4 separate regions of the Mus musculus genome follow, and all the other regions are linked to region 2. The links are chromatin loops, found by intact Hi-C in ENCODE. Cell type or tissue: left cerebral cortex. All regions are shown on one strand.

What was found. A loop is a pair of places that touch in the nucleus more often than their neighbours do. Peaks named below come from ENCODE experiments on the same cell type or tissue, not always from the same donor. Only the 100,000 strongest peaks of a DNase experiment are listed, where the experiment ranks them.
Region 1: it touches region 2 in a loop (6-fold over the local background); 5 of 42 quality-filtered maps call a loop at or near these places.
Region 3: a loop joins it to region 2, with 5 times the contacts of the local background. A loop is called at or near these places in 2 of 42 quality-filtered maps.
Region 4: a loop joins it to region 2, with 2.6 times the contacts of the local background. A loop is called at or near these places in 3 of 42 quality-filtered maps.

Annotation. Positions count from the first base shown.
Region 1 is chr7:63,345,114-63,347,613 of GRCm38, forward strand. The region is part of intron 9 of 4930554H23Rik (RIKEN cDNA 4930554H23 gene); the gene reads right to left. Among named protein-coding and RNA genes, the nearest start is that of 4930554H23Rik, 98 kb to the right of the region's middle. In left cerebral cortex, a CTCF peak has its summit at 1,154 (motif pointing left); DNase peaks (open chromatin) are centred at 735, 1,190 and 1,335; H3K27ac peaks cover 1,707 bases.
Region 2 is chr7:63,444,161-63,446,660 of GRCm38, forward strand. Otud7a (OTU domain containing 7A) reads left to right here and starts at 612. Exons shown (of 14, transcript NM_130880.1): 1 at 612-767. 4930554H23Rik (RIKEN cDNA 4930554H23 gene) reads right to left here and starts at 369. Exons shown (of 10, transcript NR_131089.1): 1 at 1-369. In left cerebral cortex, a CTCF peak has its summit at 1,396; DNase peaks (open chromatin) are centred at 537 and 1,323; H3K4me3 peaks cover 2,413 bases; H3K27ac peaks cover 1,942 bases.
Region 3 is chr7:63,211,310-63,213,809 of GRCm38, forward strand. It overlaps Chrna7 (cholinergic receptor, nicotinic, alpha polypeptide 7), which reads right to left and starts at 1,217. Exons shown (of 10, transcript NM_007390.3): 1 at 1,113-1,217; 2 at 799-938. The coding sequence starts at 1,167. In left cerebral cortex, a CTCF peak has its summit at 1,343; DNase peaks (open chromatin) are centred at 622, 775 and 1,285; H3K4me3 peaks cover 1,427 bases; H3K27ac peaks cover 463 bases.
Region 4 is chr7:63,555,240-63,557,739 of GRCm38, forward strand. The region is part of intron 1 of Otud7a (OTU domain containing 7A); the gene reads left to right. Among named protein-coding and RNA genes, the nearest start is that of Otud7a, 110 kb to the left of the region's middle. In left cerebral cortex, a CTCF peak has its summit at 1,116; DNase peaks (open chromatin) are centred at 1,118 and 1,328; H3K27ac peaks cover 1,478 bases.

The DNA.
Region 1 (2,500 bases), 99 kb before region 2:
TGTAGGAAGCTTGCAATATAGACTCGCGGCTGGAATAAATGTCTAATGCTCATTACCTAGGTGTTAAGAGACAAGCGTGCTGATTTTCAGATTTAGAATGTTTATGTGTGATGTGGAGTGGTATGTAGTTGAAAGGTTCCTTTGGGGGTCCAAACAGAGTTAAAAGCTAAAAGAAACCTTTCTACCATAAATAGTGTCATTATATAAAAGTGGGAGAGAAAACATCATCTCTGTGGCTAGAATGCTTTGATATTCATATTTTTGTCTCTTCATCAAGCTATCCACTTGTATAACTGCCTTTCTATTCTACAGACACCCACAAGCAGCCCTCCCCTGGACTCAACTGTGGCCTGGCCTGCAGGGATTCTCAGAAAAGATCAAATGAGAAGCCTACAAAGCTCCCCCATTTAATCCTTGTAACCACCTTTGAAGTGCAATTATTATCTACAAGATGCTCAAGAACTGCTTCTGAGTTGCCAGTTGCTTGGAAGCCAGGAGGGACTGGACCAGACTTCCTGGCCCCTCAGCATCCTGGCTGTCTGTAGAACATCACCCCACACTGCCAGCTTTGCTCTAGGCTCTGGCTCCTTAGCTCCCTCCTCAAACCACACTCTCTTCCTGCACTGGGTTACTGTGACAGGATCTGCAGTCCTGGAAATTCCTCTTCCAAAGTTGCTATAGAAACTCCCGGTGTGGGTGTGTGGAGGAAGGGGTGCGATTCCTCCCAGCTGATGCACAGAACTTTGCACAGCTTGAGGCAGCATAGAATCAGACCCGTGGCGTTTCTCACCCAATTTGAGCCGCCCCAGAGTGTGGAGGAGGAAGACACCCTACTCCTTCTCTGTGTATCAGTGAGGGAAAAGAAAAAAGTCCTCTGATGTGGTTCAATTCTATCTAGAGAAAAGTGAAGAGCTGGCTGAGCCCAGCCACTTCAGAAACAGTGAGTCAGGACCAGAGTGGCCACCCAGCACGCAGGATGTCAAAGATTACCACCAGTCAAAAATGGACACAGCGTGCTTCTCAATATGATGCAAACAACACTCGCCTATTTTGTCAAGATACAGGTTAGGGAACCTGCATGGTCACATAGCTTCATTAGTCAGCCCTACAGTCAGCAGCGGGGACTGGGTGAGCCTCCTGATCAATAGCGCCCCCTGGTGATCAAGCGCTCAGAACAATCAGATGAAACAGGAATTTAATGTTGACAAACTGGATTTTCACAGGGTTGCCTGTGAAATTATCTCTTCTCACACAGTTCTTAAAATAAATCCTGTTGAAGGGAGGGTTTCACATGGGGAGAAGTGACAGATATATCCTGTTCTGCATAAGATGACTAATATCCGCACATGTTCACAGACACAAGCTAGAGAATGTCAGAGACACTCAGGCCTCGAAGACTCTGGGCCTCTTGGCCCATATGGAGAATGGGAGGTGAGAAAAACAGGTGAGTTATCCAGGAAGATGAAGACTCCACTGAACCAAACACTACTGAGTGCTGACTTGCATGTGACTGTATGCTAGGATAGATAGGCTAAGCCTGGAGATACAACTGAGAGATGCTGCTGCTCAATGGGCTTCATAGTGCACTGAGAGCAGTAGGGCATAGGCAGTTGTAATAGCAAGAACAAGAGAAATAAACTGTGGCATGTGGATAACGAAAGACTGAGTTCTCCACGGTGTGGATATGAGAACAGGCCAAGTTTAACCAGCTTTGTAAGAGTTTGTGAGCTTCCTAGATCTATCATAAATAACACTGTGTTTATAAGAGTCCAGGCCTTTAAAGACCAAATGTAAATATGTTTTTAAACATGTTTAAAACATTGACCACTGTAAATACAAGATATTAAAGAGTAATTTTATAGAGGGTCATGAGCTATGTATTCTAGGGAAGTAGTCATATCAGGAAATACACACAAAGGTCACCAGAAAAGAGCTGGGTCACACACACACACACACACACACACACACACACACACACACACACTGCTGTCCAAATGTGTCCAAGCTTTTGTATTGGAAAGTCCATGTTCTGGGAAGCATTTTGAAAGGCAGGGCCTGCTGGGGAAGGTTAAGAGTAATGGTGTTATAGGGCCCCCAATGGAGGAGCTAGAGAAAGTACCCAAGGAGCTGAGGGGTCTGCAACCCTGTAGGTGGAACAACAATATGAACTAACCAGTACCCCCAGAGCTCGTGTCTCTAGCTGCATATGTAGCAGAAGATGGCCTAGTTGTCCATCATTGGGAAGAGAGGCCCCTTGGTCTTGCAAACTTTATATGCCCCAGTACAGGGGAATGCCAGGGCCAAGAAGTGGGAGTGGGTGGGTAGGGGAGCAGGGCTGGGGGAGGGTATAGGGAACTTTCGGGATAGCATTTGAAATGTAAGTAAAGAAAATATCTAATAAAAAAAGAGTAATGGTGTTATGAAGATCCTAATTGTTTTAGGTTGTTCTCTTTTGTTCTACTGTTGTGTGAAGACCTTGTTTCTGTTTTCTGGGGATGTC
Region 2 (2,500 bases):
CCAGCTCTGAACCTAACAGGCAAAAGCTACACCAAGACGGTTAAATGAGAGGGCAGAAAGCAGTGGCATCCACTTGATATCAGGCTGGAGGAAAAGTCTTAAACAGTCACCACGGAGGAAACGTCTAAAACAGTCATGTAAACATTATTAATGGGGAAAGAAATAGGGGAAGGTCAGAGGGGCGTGGAAACAGTCAAAGTTTAGGGTGTTTAGAAAAAGAGAGCCAGCCCAGAGAAAGAAACCAAAGGTGAATGCAGACCACTAGAGAAAAGATGAGCAGGGCAGAGGGGAGGGTGGGTTTCCCTAAGTCCAGGGACAACCTCAAAAGGCTACACCCTAAGGGGGCAAACATGGGAGCGCGTGCATGGGGACACAGCGGGTCCTAGCGCGTCTTCGCAGAGCTCGGCGCGACCGAGGCCAACGGTGGCCACGAGCACGCGCGCTCCCCTACCCGCACCACTTCGGCGGGGGCGGGGCACGGTGGAAGCGGTGACGTCAAGGCAGGGCGCGCGCCTCGGGGCCGCGGACGGAGCCGGGAGGCGGGCGCTGCGCGCGACCGCGGGCGGAGCGGAGGGGCGCGGGGGGCGGAGCGCGGCGCAGCCAGGAAGGCGGGGGAGGAGAGGCCCGGGCGCCGCGCGGCAGCTGGGGAGGGGGCCGCGGCTGGGCGCGAGCGGAACAGCTGATCTGGTTTTCCCGAAGCCAGGGAAGATGGAAGTCGGCTAGCGGCGACTGCGGCGCTGCGGGCGGACCGGCGGGCTGCGCGGCAGGTAAGCGGCGCTGGCCACGGTGCTGCCGGCGGGCGGCGGGCCGGGCGCAGCGGGCAGGTGCGATGGGGCGCGCGGCGCGGGGTCGCCCTGCGCTTGGCCGGGAGGCGAGTGGGCTTGGGCAGGGGCTGCAGGACGCTGGGGGCGCAGGGCTCACACTGCGCGTCTGCATTGCGGGAACAGTTCGGGATCTCGTGGGCGCCACGGGCACCGGCTCCGGCTTCAGCCGGGCGAGGGTAGGGCGCGGCGCTCCCGCTGGCTCCGGCGGCTGCCTCCTGGCCCTTTTCGCGGTTCCGCACTGGAACGTGATGGCAAGCGCGCGGGACTGGGCCCTCGGTCCGTGGGGGCGCGTTGGGGGTCCGAAGGGCAGGGTTAGCTCAGAGCGGCGCCTGAGGCGGCTTGCACAGGGGCTATGGCTACGTGGGTCACGGTGGCCCCCGCGTACTTCTCTGGGTCTGACTGGCCAGCTGCGAAGGGTTGATGCAATTTGGCTCTGAACCCAGAGGCCTTCCCTAGTATCTCCTCACTGGAGGGGGAAAATTGTATCTGCTGTGCTTTAAGTGCTCCTTTAAATTTGGGAGATGTCAGTGATGTCATCATTAACTAAAACTTTCCTTCATTGGACATAACCGCTCAAGTGTACCCTCCTCCCGACCGGTACAGCTACTGCAGCTCTTTGAGAATCTTAGCCATCGAATTTGCTTCTCTGCGCTCAAAACTCGAAAACCTCATAAAGTGCAGTTTTTATTCTGTTGGCTTGAAGATTAGTACATTTGAGAGAGTGGCTGAAAGAAAATGTGTCCCTACAGGTCTGGAAATCAGCTGATCCAGAGCACACAGATCCATCAGGTATGGCAGTACATGCTTGTACCTTGCCTTATCTCTGTTAATGAAAATGACCTGTATGGGAAACACTTCTTTTTTTTAAAAAATCTATTTAGTGTGTGTCCAGGCAAAGGCAGACAATGGGACTAGAGCAGGGTCGTTGCAGGCCTTGATTGCTTCAGGTGAATCTGAAGGGTTCCTCCATCACCAACATCCCCGTCTAGGGTGTGCCTGGGAGAGGTGCTGGTTACTCTAGGGCTCTTTTAGCACTTGTGTGTCCCACCAGACCCCAAGACCTATCCAAAGCGTTCAAGGAATATGAGAGCCTAAGATCTACACAGCACACCAAGTTCTGGAAGAAAATTCCTCAATAAATGCCAGCAGCATGCCCTCATTTGATTATATGAGTATGCCATTAGTATCTGCTCTTATGGGAACAGCCGAAAGCTAGTTCCCAAGACAGTCCGAACATCTACTTAGGCCTGTTGTATCAAAAGGAGATCTAATAAGAGACCAAAGTATTGATGTTTTTGTATTTAATAATTAATGGCACCTCCTAATTGGTTAAAATAAGGATGCCTTAAATTATTAGTGTGATCATATTGGGTTTGCAAGGAACTTAGTGCCATATGCCACAGGAAGGTTTGAATCTGGAACCCTGGAAATAGTGGTTACTGTAGACTTTTGGTGTTCAGGGTGATCGTGAATGCAAATCATTACTTCATGGAGTCTGGCTACATACTAATCACAACTGTGCCTAGATTAGGTAGCAGATGTACCTTTGGGAAGTAAACTTCTGAGCCCCCCCCCCCCCATTGCTGGAGGAGGAGAGGGAGCAGCCACCAGTGAGTGAGCAATGTGTACATCATAGTCTCTGACCTCTTGATAATGTCAAACTTATTCACAGCGGT
Region 3 (2,500 bases), 230 kb before region 2:
TTTAACGGGTATAGTATGAAGTGAGAAGCCATTCATCATGAGAACTAACTAGATTAAAAGGAACAGCCTAGGAGTGAGGGCAGGAGTGGGAAGTACCACCTGCCATGCCACTTTACCAAAGTTCTTTTGGTACCTCTTTGCTCACAGTAGTTTCTCCTGATGAACACAAAAATCCCTTTGCTCCAGCCTTACCCACCTAGAGAACAGACACTGGAACACTTTCTAAGTATTGGCATCATTTGGAAGACTCCACCTATAAAAAATCGTAAAAAGTAGCCCAGCTGGCAGAAGAAAAAAACCAAGCTGTCACAGATACTGCAGGGGTGTGGCTTGCTGCAAGGGGTCCAGAGGACTGCTACTAGCTGCCTGGAATTCTCCAAAAAGGATCGCCCACAACTGTCGTCTCCACAAAATAAAACCAATGACCATCCCCCTAATGGGAACGCTTCTAGACACCTACAGTTGGCCTTCTCCCCAAACAGATTGGCAGCCGAAAAGCCAGGCCCCCACCAAGGCACTACGCAGTCACTAAAGAGGAAGAAAAGCTTGTAAGTATCTAAACTATTCCGGGCTCCGGGCGCAGAGCTGCACTAGTTTTCTTTCTAAGGGAGTCTGAAAGTGACCAAGGAAGCCTGTTCCTGCTACTGACTCCCAGCTTAGGACACTTTGGCCGGGAGTTTCTAGCTAAAAGAAAGATGCGACCCAAGTACCCATGCACAGGTGGCTGGGGGTCCTGCCCGAAGCGCAACCTGGTCCGGGACAGGAGGGTGTGTGGCCCGAGCGCCCCGCCAGACTCACCACATCCATGATCTGCAGGAGGCTCAGGGAGAAGTACACGGTGAGCGGCTGCGAGTCGTTGGCCACCGGCCTCTCCAGCGGGTTGTAGTTCTTGACCAGCTCCTTGTACAGCCTCCTCTGGAACTCGCCTTGCAGGGACACTTAGGAAGCAGAGCGCCCAGCGGGCCTCAGCACGGGGCCGCCACCCCGCCCCAGAGCATCTCAGCCCCGCCGCCCAGCCGCAACCCGGGACCACCCGCCCGCCCGCCTGCCCGCCGGAGTCTGCTCCCCGGAGCCCGCCGCGGGGAGTAGGGCCGAAGCCGCGCTGAGGTTACCGTGCAGCAGCGCCGCGGCCAGAGCCAGCCAGATGCCTCCCCGCCGGCCGCACATGTCGCCGGAGCAGCCGCCGTGTCCCGCCGTCCGCCGGGGCCGAGCTGCCGCTCCAGCCGCCTCCGCGCCTTTAAAGCGCTGCGCGCGCCCGCCGCCGCCGCGCACCCCCACACGTGACAGCGCGCCCCCGCCTCGCGAGCGCTCTCTGAGCCGCGCAGCTCCGTGGCCGCCCCGGGAACTGCATCCCTGCTCAGCTAGTTGATGGCCTCTGACCCCGAGCTACTTGCTCCTGCTACCAACTGTGCTCTGTACTCACACCAGTAACAGTTTTCAGACCCAGTCCTCCAGGACTCTCTCTGGTACCAGAATCTGCATCGCAAACTCAGAAGTTTCTCCAGCCAGACAAGGTAGACCACGCAGGAGTAAGCCTATGTTTTCCCTGCAAGACCTGGTGTTTCCAGCGATTAGCTCCTTCCTGAGGCATAACATACTTTATCAGCAGAAAGCCTGACCTAGTCTCACTTTCTTTTAAAACAGATTCAGAAAATTGGAACATTAACTCCAATCCCTTTCTGAAAAGACAAGCCAAAACTTGATTCTGTCGGCCTCTTTGATTCAAAGAACAGTAAATGAACAAGTAAGGACTGAGGGAGATCAGCCACAGAGACCCTGGTCTAGAGGTATCTTCCTTGCTGCCATATTGGGAGGATGGTACTAATGAGAGCAGTCAGAAGTGAGTTAGGCTACCCCATTTGTCCCCGGAAGTACAGAAAGCACACCTTGATGACTACTCTGGTTTCCGTTAGCGGAATCCATCCTCTCTTCCCACAGACTCCATAACACCTGTGTCATCAGACTGTTGCTCCAATGGGTTAGAAAGTACAACACTAAAAAAGAGGGACAGGCTTATCAAAAAAAAAAAAAAGTGACTAAACTGGAAGTGGTGGGAAGGGGATAGTGACTCCAGCTGCTTGGTTTGCAGGAGCAGTGGCATGCAATACCCTGGAAATGAGTATCTTGAAGGATTCCCATGTTGATTACTAATAGAAGTATAAAGAGTTGGTATAAGGTTTCACAGCTTCAGGTTAAGAGCAAAGGGGGGAAAACTGTTTTGGGAGAAAGTTCATTTAAAAAAAAAAGCAAAAACAAAAAAACAAAAGACAGACAACTGACCAGGGCTCCCGTCAAAGGAGACCCAGTATTCCACATGGGAAGGGGACAGCAGGCAGAGGCATGTGGCAAACAGTTGGGTGTATATCTGGCACCTGGGTACTCCTCATCCTATGTCCAACAGCAGGAACATCACAAAGCAGGCACTTGGTGAAGGAATGAGCTGTAAAGCATTCACTGCCAGGAAGATAGGAGAGAAGGAAAAAAAAAAAAAACATCAGAG
Region 4 (2,500 bases), 110 kb after region 2:
TTAAATATACTCCAAAAATGTTGCCTGACATTCAAGAAGATGCTAGGTCAGATACTCAGGTGGATGATAAATAGTTATTTAGGGAATGACTGTGGCTGTCAATCTATACCATTCCAACTGAGTCCTAATCTGTCCTCGGTCTGCAGAGTACAGACAGGGATTTTTCAGGGACCTTCATCTTAAAAGAAGCATTTTCTCAGTGAGACCTGCTCTGAATGTCTTCCTACATGCCTCAGCTCTCCCTTTGGCCTGTTTACATTATTAACCATAGTACCCAGCCATCTTCTGCATCCTGTGCAGGGAATGAATGCTGTGGGTATAAAAGAAGCCCCGAGGAACTCTGCTTCTTCCGCCGACCGATCCTCATGGATCCCCAGAAGGGCCCGCCCATAGGAGATGTTCCAGTGCTGTTGTTAAACAGATGTGGGGCTTTCTAGTTGCCTTTGTAATGTGGGAAGGACACACACACTTACCTTAACATTGCCCTAGAAACGACAACACTGAGTATTTAACTAATAAAAAGGCTAAAGGGTGCTGGCATTGCTATTTTCTTCTCGATTTTGCAATGAGCTGTGACAATTTTCAAGACATGCTTTTATCTTATATTGTTTTGTTTTGTTTTATTTTACCTTGAAAAGTGGAGCAAGAGTAGATATTCGGTTGTTCTCTGCAAAGACACTCAATTCGGGAAACTCAGTATTGAACTGCATGACTTTGCAGACTGAAAGCTATTACAACTCAAGTTGTAATCTTTACAGAAATTGACCAAGCTGCAGGCATTTATCAGCTTCCCACATTGGCCCCACGTGCTTAGTGGTTTAGAGAGCTCTCAAGCCACTTGATCCAGAGCACTTGACATAAAAGTGTCTTGTGCTGATAACTCATGCCCCAGAACCTTCCAGAATCCATCCAGAAATTACGGAGTTGAATCCTGCAGCTCCCAGGAATGTAGCTAATTCTAAAGTCCCTCCTGGCATACACTGTCTTCCCTAGAGACAACTTTACGTAGTCGCTGCGCCCAGACAGGGTAGCATTTAAGGGAGTCTAGAATCCACATGGGAGCAGATTGTTTTGAAGGAACCTGGAGGCCATCTAGAGGAGTAATTGGAATAGTCTTCCAGATGGAATGCTATTCATAGACTGTGACTCTGTCCCGAGTGAATGCAAGCCATTGGATTTATTGTTGCTTGCACTCTCCTGAACCCAAGAGGCTGCAGCGTCTGGATTTCCCACGGACAGGCAGCAGGTACCTCAGTGTACAGGCCCAGGAAACATCACCACGTGGGGTCCAAGTACTAGATTTCTGCCTCTCAAGGCAATTCACAGCACCAGCCAGCTAATATAACCGACCTCAGAGGAAAGCTGTTGCAACAGATGGTCCTCCTGGACTGTGGGAGCTAAGGATCCTGCCCTGCTCCATTGTAATGCCTTAGCTCAGAACAGATCAGGCAATGGCTTTCTTTCTCTTCTCTGAGTGTCTTTGCTTCTCAAGTACAGAGGGTGAGGGTGGCTGGAGCTACTCCCCCTATGCTGAACAGGTGTGTGCTCTTATTTCTATTCTCCACCAAACTCCTCACCTCTCAATACTGCCACGATGCTAGTTACACAGAATGGTGCACCATTCACGGTGAGCTCCTCTCTCCTGGCTTTCAGCCCTCTTACTTCAGCCCTGTTCCCCTGCACACCTCCAAGATGCTCCACATCTGGGGCATTAATACCTCTTGCTTGTCCCCTCCTTGAAACAATAGATGCACTTGATTTCCCTGAAAAACTGTTACCTTTTCTTTAATTTATTTTTTTACATATTTTTACACATATATACATATACATACATAATACATATATTTTTTACTTTATATCTGGCTCACTGCCCCACTCCCTGTTACCTTCCACAATTATTCCCCCCATACTCCCTCCCCTTCTCCTCTGAGCAGGTGTGGCCCCTCTTGCATATCCCCCCACCATGGCACTTGAAGTTAGATGCTTCCTGTCCTATTGAGGCCCGACAAGGCAGCCCAGCTAGAAGAACATATCCCACAGACAGGCAACAGCTTTTGGGATAGCCCCCTTCCCAGTTATTTGGGACCCACATGAAGACCAAGCTGCGCATCTGCTACATATGAGCAGGGAGGCCCAGGTCCAGCCCATGTATGTTCTTTGGTTGGTGGTTCAGACTCTGAGAGCCCCAAGGGTCCAGGTTAGTTGACTCTCTTGGTCTTCCTGTGGAATTCCTATCTTTTTTGGGAGCTGATATCCTTCCTCCTATTCTTCCATAAGAGTTCCCAAGCTCCATCCACTGTTTGGCAGTGGGTGTCCTTCTGTGTCAGCTGCTGGGTGGAGTCTCTCAGGACACCATGCTCCTGTCTGCAAGCATAACAGAGTATCATTAATAGTGTTGGGGACTGGTGTTTACACATGGGTTGGGTCTCAAGTTGGGCCTGGAAAACTGTTTTACAAAATGTTTGTTGTCACAAAGATAATAAAGTTTTTCTATCCAGCA